Regions from separate parts of the Homo sapiens genome. Here region 2 is linked to region 1. The links are chromatin loops, found by intact Hi-C in ENCODE. Cell type or tissue: HCT116. All regions are shown on one strand. Each heading gives the region's core, and the rest is flanking DNA. Links, peaks and the distances in the headings are about the cores only.

Region 1 (4,349 bases), core at 350-4,349:
TAACAGCCCTCTCGCCTCCGTGTGGAAACAGACTGGGTGCAGGAGAGAAAGCGGGGCCTGCCAAGGAGGCTGCTGCTGCCATCCCTCAGACGCTGGTGACAGCTGTGCAGCTGGAAGGAAGCCATATAATCCTGGCCACACTTAGGAGGAGAGTGGCTGGGCCACGTGTGGGTATAGAATGGAGAGGGGCTGGAGGATGCCCAGCAGCAGGAGGCCGGGTTCCCTATGCTGAGGAGGGAGGGCTGAGTCCGGACAGAGCCCAGCTTGTGTGGGGATGGGTTTGGCATCTATATGGGGCCCTGGAGAAAGCACAAGCCACCTGAAGCTGGCACGGGGAGGGTGGCCTGGGCTCCGTCCTCCCCAGTGGCGGGGCAGGGTCTGCGAGAGGATGTGTGTGTTTAGAAATCTGCTCCAAGCGTGGATGGGAGAAGATAAACTCCACACACGCTGATGGAGGCTGGGAAGCACTGCTGGAGTTGGTATCAGGTGACAGGCATGGCTCAGGCAGGGATCAGCCTGTCTAAAAAAGGGCCTGCTGTGCTCTCAGCAAGGAAGATTGCCATCCAGGGTCAGAGGCTACTGTGATGGACAGACAGACGCCATTCCGAAAACATCGGATTTATTAGGATTAGCTGTAGTGTACACTGATTCCTTTAGCTCTAAATGGATACATATGTGCCCCGCAGACAGTATACACGCAGGGATGTGACTGAGCCACAGTGACATAGCAAACCCAACAGCTGGCTTGTGAAGCCATCGTGATCCCAACAAGGTCTATGTTAGCAATTGGTGAAAGAAGAAGAGAGTGAGATGGGACCCAGGTGGGCCTGGAGGTGGGATCCTGTGGGTTTTCAGAGCACCCACCAGTGCTCCCTCGGTGAGCCCAGCACCACCTGGAAGTGGAGGGAAGCTGGGTCGCTGCTGGAAGGGAGGGAGGCTGACTCTCTACCCCTCACCTCTGCAAGGAACTGAGGCCTGTAGGGTTGCGGCTGTCACTGGCTACAGGCGGCATCTTTCTGTAAAAAGCTTTTCAGGCATGAAACCCATTTCTGTATGGACTGGGCTGTGTTGACGGTGGTGCTTGGGCCTTGTGTGCCAGGCCTCTCTGGGTCCCCTCCCTGGCCTTTGCCTTCCTCTCACCTTCTCGAGGCCAAGCTGTGCGAGACCTGGCATTCCTTCCAAACCTCAGTTCCTCCACGCCCCTGCGCTGGTGTGACTCCAGAGCTCAGAATGTCAGCACGGAGCCGTCAGTATCGAGAAGGAACTCAACGCAAGGCTTCACAGCTTTCCAAGGACAGGGACCGGCTCTGGAGTGGCCGTGCGTGAGATGTCAGGCACGCTCACACGCAGGGTCCTGTGTTGGCTCCTGACCCAGCAGGGGGACATGGTGGGCGGATGTACCAGCCCTTCTGGATAACATGACAGTCCCAATTTCAGGAAAGTTTTTATTTTAAATATTGGTGATTCTTTAACCAGGAATGCAAATGCTACTGAAGTGCTGTGTGTGTCTCTGTGAGAGCCTTCATATAAATAAATTCATGCATCTAAAGAGTCCCTGGTCAGGCCGCATGCTGATATTCAATTTGGGGAATGGTGATGCCACCACATGCATCTGGGGGAGGCAGCAGGGAGGCGTAGGGACTTTGTGTGGCCTGCTCTATCACAGCTCCTGGGAGAATTACAGATCTGAGCCCAGGGCATCTCTGGGCTTTTGGAAAGGGTTCCTGCTTTTCCTGAGTTCCCATGGCTGCCCTGCTGCCGGGGCTGACTAAGCAGGCGGGGCTGGCTTTCTCAGTGCATATTTTACATTTTTCTCCTTCAAAGAGAAGCCAGGGAGACAAGCTGGAGCTACAGAAGGTGCTCTGTGGGGACTTGGGCCGGGTCAGCAACCAAGCCCCCACCTGCCCCTTGTGGGGTGAGGGCTTGGCTCCTCCCCCAGGGCACAGAGTGATCTTCAGCAGGGTGACCCGTTCCTGGCTCTCATGGTGTGATCAGGGCTGCTGGAGGGAGGGTGGAGGGGCACACTCTCCAGGAACCAAGGTTAGCCTCCAGAACAGGGCCTGGGAGAGCAGTGGCAGTTCCCGCTGCTGGAGGAAGAAGGGCGGGAGCCCCTGAGGCCTAGACTTCATGTTGGGGGTCCTGGTGGGAAGTGGCCTCTCCTCTGTGGCCCCAGAACCCCTACATTGCACCTTCTGCAGGGCTTCAACGGTGGCAAAGCCCTGACCAGGGTCATATTTGCACTAAGGAGCCTCCTGAGGTAACAGCAAGTCCCATTTAGAAGGGGAAAGTATTCCCGAGGCGGGTGGTGAACCCCACTTATTGCTGGGAAAAAGTGAGGCCAAGGGCAGGGCTGGGGTGGTATTGGCACCTGAGAAGGGCAGGCTAGGCCCAGGGCCTCAGCTCTGAATGATTGGCTGATGCCAGCCTTGGCCTTGGGTGAGGCCTGTCCCGGCCTGTCCTGCTGTGGCCTGGGGCAGGGCTGGGGGTGCCTCCAGTCCCTGCTCTGGGTCACCGAGTGCTCCATGCAGACCTGGACAGGAAGGCCTGGCCTGCTGCTGTGCTGGGCCTCTCTTCTCCTGCCACCAGAGGTAGCTGTGCTGCTAGCACTGACACTCCCAGGGTAGCTCTGGGCCATAGGCAGGCCCAGGCCCAGGCCTAGGGATCATAGCCCCATAGGGTGCCACTGCTCCATGGTCCCTGGTGGGCAGGAAGAGCACTGGGCCTTGCCCATAGGAAAGGCCCAGCCAAGTCCCCTCTCGGGGGCTGCTGGCTTAGCTCCTAGAGCACAGAGCCCTCTGGCCCCACCACTGCCGGCCCAACCTGTCCAGTTCTGTACAGTAGCATCAAGCTCTGATTCCCTCAAACTCCCCTTGCTCCCTCCCACCTATCCACCAAAATAGTCTCTGCTTTAAAATATACATTATATATTAGACATTTCATCTTCAATATGATTCTCTCATAGCATCAGGTAAAATTAGTGACTCTAGAGGAAAGGCAGCCTTTGTGAGTACAGGCGGCACTCGGGGACCAACCTGAGCCTCCCCCTGGCAGGAGGGGAAGGGCAGGGGACAGAGAAGAGCCTTGGTTTCCTGCTCAGTTCTCCTTCTGGGCTAAGCCTCACCCCCCGCCCCTCTGCAAAGCCTGGTCTCAGGCTAACAAGGAGCCCACAAAGTCATGGGTGGCTGCTCATTTTGAGGAAGGGCTGGGCATTTTCTGAGCCTCAGAGGGGCACGTGAGTCTGCCCTGGGGAGCTGGCCCCTATGGAGACAGCAACCACCTCATCACACGGCCAGAGGAAGGCCACCAAGCGGAGGCTGGTCAGAGAGGGCGCTGGGGCGTGAGCGAAGGGTGGGCAGGAAGGAGGCGCCTCCAGTTATTGCAGTCTGGTGTCCTGGGAACACCAGGAATTCCTGGAACCCTTGTGGGAGCTGGGAGAGGCAGGGCAGAGGCTTGGCTTTGTTTTCAGTGGACATTTTAGCACATTCTTTGTGGAAAATCACCTGGGACCTTTCTCTTTTTTTGCATAAAGTGTCTAACCATTAAGGTAGGTCCAGTGTCTGATAGTCTAATGTATAACAAAAATGTCTGTTATTTTTTAGAAAATTGTGCTAAGGATTTCTCCAATTTCTGATTTTTTTTTTTTTTTTTTTTTGGCAAGCCATATCTGAGAAGCCATCTCTGCCCTTCCCCTGCCTGCATCCCCCAGACCATGAGCCGGGCACCGGCCAATGCATTCAGGGTGGGGACGCAGTTCCTGCCGTGGCTGTCCTTTGAGAGACCCACATGTTTATTTCATGGAAGACGGAGTTGGTGACTTCAGGAAGCTCCTTGTGGAGAACATGGTAGGCACCTTCATAAATCTGCAATGAGGAGAGACACGGAATCAGAGCTGCACCATCAGAGGCAGGTGCAGGGAGCGGAGACCGTGGGCAGTGGGCAGGGGTCTGCAGCATTCTCCGGACCCTCTCCCTATGCCCGAGGACCTGGCCCTGACCTCCCATTATTAGGAGGCCAACACCTTTCTATCAGAAGATGGTTCAAATGTGTTACAATGTCCCAGTGTGTTCTCGAACTTCCTTTCTCAAATGCAAACCTTCCCTCACTCCACATCTCTCCCCATCCCTGGACCCGTTTCTGTGTCTCTGAGTCAGGCAACCTTCTCAAAAGAGGGGGTTCCACTCCCGGCCTCACATCCTGACCTCCACGGGGTCCTCAGCTCATCCCAAGCCGACTTCCACTCCCGCCAACCCACGGTGGCTAGCCTGGCGAGGTCTCCAGGGACCTCCATTGCTGTGGCAGGGGACACTGTGCTGGTCATTCATAAGCTGCTCACTGTCACCTTCTAGAAA
Region 2 (4,382 bases), core at 278-4,277, 440 kb after region 1:
CAACAACAACAAAAAAAAACAGATCAAGATCCTGTATGAATATAGATGCAACAATTCTCAACAAAATTCTAGCAAACCCAATTTAGCAGTGTGTTAAAGGATTATCACCATGACCAGTGGGATTTATTCTAGGAATACAAAGGTGGTTTAACATACAAAAATCAGTGTAATATACCATATTAATAGAGTGAAGGGGAAAAGCCCCACATGATCAACTCAACTGATTCAGAAAAAAAATTTGACAAAATCCAATACACTTTCATGATCCAAAAAACAACTAGGAGTTGCCTATGAGAGGGAGGCGGAGCAAGATGGCCAAATGCACCCTCCAGAAATTGCCCCCACCTGCCGCCAGCAGGAAACCAAATTGAAAAACTATCCACACAAGAAGGCACCTTCATAAGAACCAAAAATCAGGTGAGCAGTCACAGTCCCTGGTTTTAACATCACATCAAAGAAAGAGGCACTAAAGAGAGTAGGAAAGACAGTCTTGACTCACCTGCACTACCCCTCTCTCATCCCCTGCCTGAGGCCTCATGGCACAGAGAGAGAATCTATGTACTTGGCAGAGAGATTATGGGACTTTGTACTGGAACTCAGTGCTGCCCTGTCACAGCAGAAAGCAACACAAGGCAGAATTCAACCAGCACCCACGGAGAGAGCATTTAGACAAGCCCTAGCCAGAGGGGAATCATCCATCCCAGTGGTCAGAAACTGAGTTCCGGCCAGCCTCATCACCGCAGGCTAAAGTGCTCTGGGGTTCTACAGAAACTTGGAAGGCAGTGTAGGCCACAAGGACTGCAATTCCTGGGCAAATCTTGGTGCTCTGCTAGGCTTGGAGCCAGTGAACGTGGGGTGCATGTGACCTAGCAAGACAATACCCAGGGCAATCAAGGGAGTGCTTGCATCACCACTCCCCCAAAGCCAGGCAGCGCAGCTTGCAGCTCCCGGAGAGACTCCTTCCTTCTGCTTGAGGAGAGCAGAGAGGAGAGTAAAGGGGACTTTGTCTTGCAACTTGGATACTAGCTTAGCCACAGTAGAATGGGGCAGCAGGTAGAGTCCTGAGGCCCTTATTTCAGGCTCTAGCTCCCAGACGACATTTCTAGACACACCCTGGGACAAAAGAGAATGCAGCGTCTTGAAGGAGGAAAACCCAGACTTGGCAGGATTCATCATCTGCTGAGTAGAGTGCATGGGCCTTGAATAAACATCAGTGGTAGCCAGACAGTATTTACCACGAGCCTTGGGTGAGACCCAGTGCCATGCTGGCTTCAGGTGAACCAGCACATTCCCAGTTGTGATGGCCACAGAAAGAAACCCTTTCTGTTTGAAGAAAGGAAAGAATAAAAGGGACTTTGTCTTGCAACTTGGACACCACCTCAGCCACAGTGGGGTAGAGCACCGAGTGGTCTTTTGGGTTTCCCAATTCCAGGCCTTAGCTCCTGGGTGACATTTTTGGACTTGCCTTGGGCCAGAGGGGAGCCTACTGCCCTGAAGGGAGAGACCCAGGCCCAGCAGTATTCAACACAACTTGAAGAGAGAGCCCTTGGATCTTGAGTGAGCATCAGCGGTAGCCAGGCAGTTCTTGCTATAGGCCTGGGTTGGTTGTGACCACAGGGAGAGTTCTTCTGCATGAGGAAAAGGGAGGGAAGAGTGGAAAGGACTTTGTATTGCGGTTTGGGCACCAGCTCGGCTACAGTAGACTAGAGCACCAAATGGATTCCTAAGGTTTCTGACTCCAGGCCCCAGCTCCTGGATGGCATTTCTGGACCTGCCGTGGGCTGGGGGATGAGCTTGTCACTCTGAGGGAAGGACATAAGCCTGGCTAGATTCACCAGATGCTGATTTTAGAGCTTTCAGGCCTTAAGTGAACATTGGCAGTAGCCAGGCAGTGGTCACCATGGCCCTTGGGTGAGACACAGTATTGGGCTGGGTTTGGGTCTGACCCAACAAAGTCCCAGTGGTGTTGCTACAGAGGTGCTTGTATCATCCCTCCCCCAGCTTCAGACAGCTTATCAGAGAGACTCTGTTTGTTCCTGGGAAAGTACGGGAAGAGAACAAGAGTCTCTGTCTGGTAATCCAGGGAATTCTCCCAGATCTTACCCAAGACCACCAAGGTAGCACCTCTATGCAGCTGAAAGTCACAGCTTTATTGGGCTTGGGGTGCCCCCTAGTGCAGATACAGCTGCAGTGACCAAAGACAGATTACAACACTCAATTCCCTTTGAATGCTTGGCAAGGCTTCCCAAGAAGGATGGGTACAAACAAGCTCAGACTGCAAAGACTGTAATAAATACCTAACTCTTCAATGCCCAGATATTGACAAATATCCACATCATCAAGGCTATCCGTGAAAACATGACCTCACCAAACAAATGAAATAAGGCACCAGTGATCAATCCTGAAGTGACAGATATGTGACCTTTTAGACAGACAATTCAAAATAGCTCTTTTGAGGAAGCGCAACGAAATTCAAGATAATGCAGAGAAGGAATTCAGAATCCTATCAGATAAATTTAACAAAGAGATTGAAATAATTAAAAATAATCAAGCAGAACTTCTGGAGCTGAAAAATTCAGTTGATATACAAAGCATGCATCAGTCCACAGCAGAACTGATCAAGCAGAAGCATTAGTGAGCTTGAAGACAAGCTATTTGGCCAGGCGTAGTGGCTTATGTCTGTAATCCCAGCACTTTGGGAGGCCGAGGTAGGCAGATCACTTGAGGTCAGGAGTTTGAGACCAGCCTGGCCAACAAAGTGAAACCCCTTCTCTACTAAAAATACAAATGTTACCTGGGCGCGGTGGTAGGCGCCTGTAATCCAGCTACTCAGGAGGCTGAGGCAGGAGAATCACCTGAACCTGGGAGGCAGAGGTTGCAGTAAGCAGAGATCATGCCACTGCACTCCAGCCTGGGCAACAAGAGTGAAACTGTCAAAAAAAAAAAAAAAAAAGACAGGCTATTTGAAAATACACAGAGGTGGCCAGGCATGGTGGCTCATGCCTGTAATCCCAGCACTTTGGGAGGCCAAGGGTGGCAGACCAAGTGAAGCCAGAAGTTCGAGACCAGCCTGGGCAACATGGTGAAACCCCATCTCTACAAAAAATAAAAATAAAAATAACAATAAATGAGCTGGGTGTGGTGGCACATGTCTGTAGTCCCAGCTACTTGGGAGGCTGAAGTGAGAGAATCAATTGAGCCTGGGAGGTCAAGGCAGCAGTGAGCTGTGATTGCACCACCGCACTCCAGCCTGGGTGAGAAACTTTGTCTAAAAAAAAAAAGAAGAGGAAGATGAAAAGGAAAATAAAATGCAAAGAGGGGAAAAATTTAAAAAAAAGAATGAAGCATGTCTACTAAATCTAGCAAATAGCCTCAAAAGGGTAAATCTAAGAGTTATTGGCCTTAAAAGAAAGTAGAAAGAAAGATCAGGGTAGACAGTTTATTCAAAGGGATAATAAACAGAACTTTCCAAACCTAGAGGAAAAAAAATTAATATTCAAGTATAAGAAGGTTATAGAACACCAGATATAACCCAAATAAGACTATATCTAGACATTTAATAATCAAACTTCCAAAGGTCAAGAATAAGGAAAGACTCCTAAAAGCAGCAAGAGAAAAGAAACAAATAACATACAAAGGAGCTCCAATATATCTGGCAGCAGACTTCTCAGTGGGAACCTTACAGGCCTGGAAAGAGTGGCATGACATATTGAAAGTGCTAAAGGAAGGCTGGGCATGGTGGCTCATGCCTGTAATCCCAGCACTTTGGGAGGCCGAGGCGGGTGGATCACCTGATGTCAGGAGTTCGAGACCAGCCTGGCAAATAGGGTGAAACCTCATATCTATTAAAAGAACAAAAATTAGCCAGGTGTGGCGGCATGCACCTGTAGTCCCAGCTACTTAGGAGGCTGAAGCAGGAGAATCGCTTGAACCCAGGAGGCGGAAGTTGTAGTAAGCCAAGATTGTGCCATTGCACTCCAGCCTGGGCTACAGAGCAAGACTCCATCTCAAAATAAGTAAATAAATAAATAAACTGCTGAAGAAAAAATATTTTATACTAGGATAGCATACCCAGCAAAAATATACTTCAAACATAAAAGAGAAATAAAGACTTTCTTAGACAAACAAGGGCTGAGGGATTTAATCAACACCAGACTTGTCCTACAAGAAATGCTAAAGTGAATTCTTCAGTCTGAAAGAAAAGGATGTTAATGAGCAATAAGAAATCACCTGAAGGTGCAAAACTCATTGGTAATAGTACGTACACAGACAACCACAGAGTAGTGTAGCACTGTAATTGTGGTGTGTAAACTATTCGTATCTTAAGAAGAAAGAATAAAAGATGAACTTATCAAAAATAATAACTACAATAACTTTTCAAG

The links. Hi-C counts contacts between places; a loop is a spot of excess contacts. Peaks named below come from ENCODE experiments on the same cell type or tissue, not always from the same donor. Only the 100,000 strongest peaks of a DNase experiment are listed, where the experiment ranks them.
Region 2: a loop joins it to region 1, with 10 times the contacts of the local background. A loop is called at or near these places in 1 of 110 quality-filtered maps.

What each region holds. Positions count from the first base shown.
Region 1 is chr3:127,688,464-127,692,812 of GRCh38, forward strand. It overlaps MGLL (monoglyceride lipase), which reads right to left. Exons shown (of 8, transcript NM_007283.7): 8 at 603-3,860. The coding sequence ends at 3,735. Among named protein-coding and RNA genes, the nearest start is that of ABTB1, 18 kb to the left of the region's middle. RefSeq lists enhancers at 739-1,244, 1,245-1,750. In HCT116, for the core only: a CTCF peak has its summit at 2,563 (motif pointing right); a DNase peak (open chromatin) is centred at 2,618; H3K4me3 peaks cover 632 bases; H3K27ac peaks cover 680 bases.
Region 2 is chr3:128,131,524-128,135,905 of GRCh38, forward strand. It overlaps a transcript of RUVBL1 not described here. Among named protein-coding and RNA genes, the nearest start is that of RUVBL1, 9.9 kb to the left of the region's middle. RefSeq lists a silencer at 1,943-2,237. In HCT116, for the core only: a CTCF peak has its summit at 2,166 (motif pointing left); a DNase peak (open chromatin) is centred at 2,188.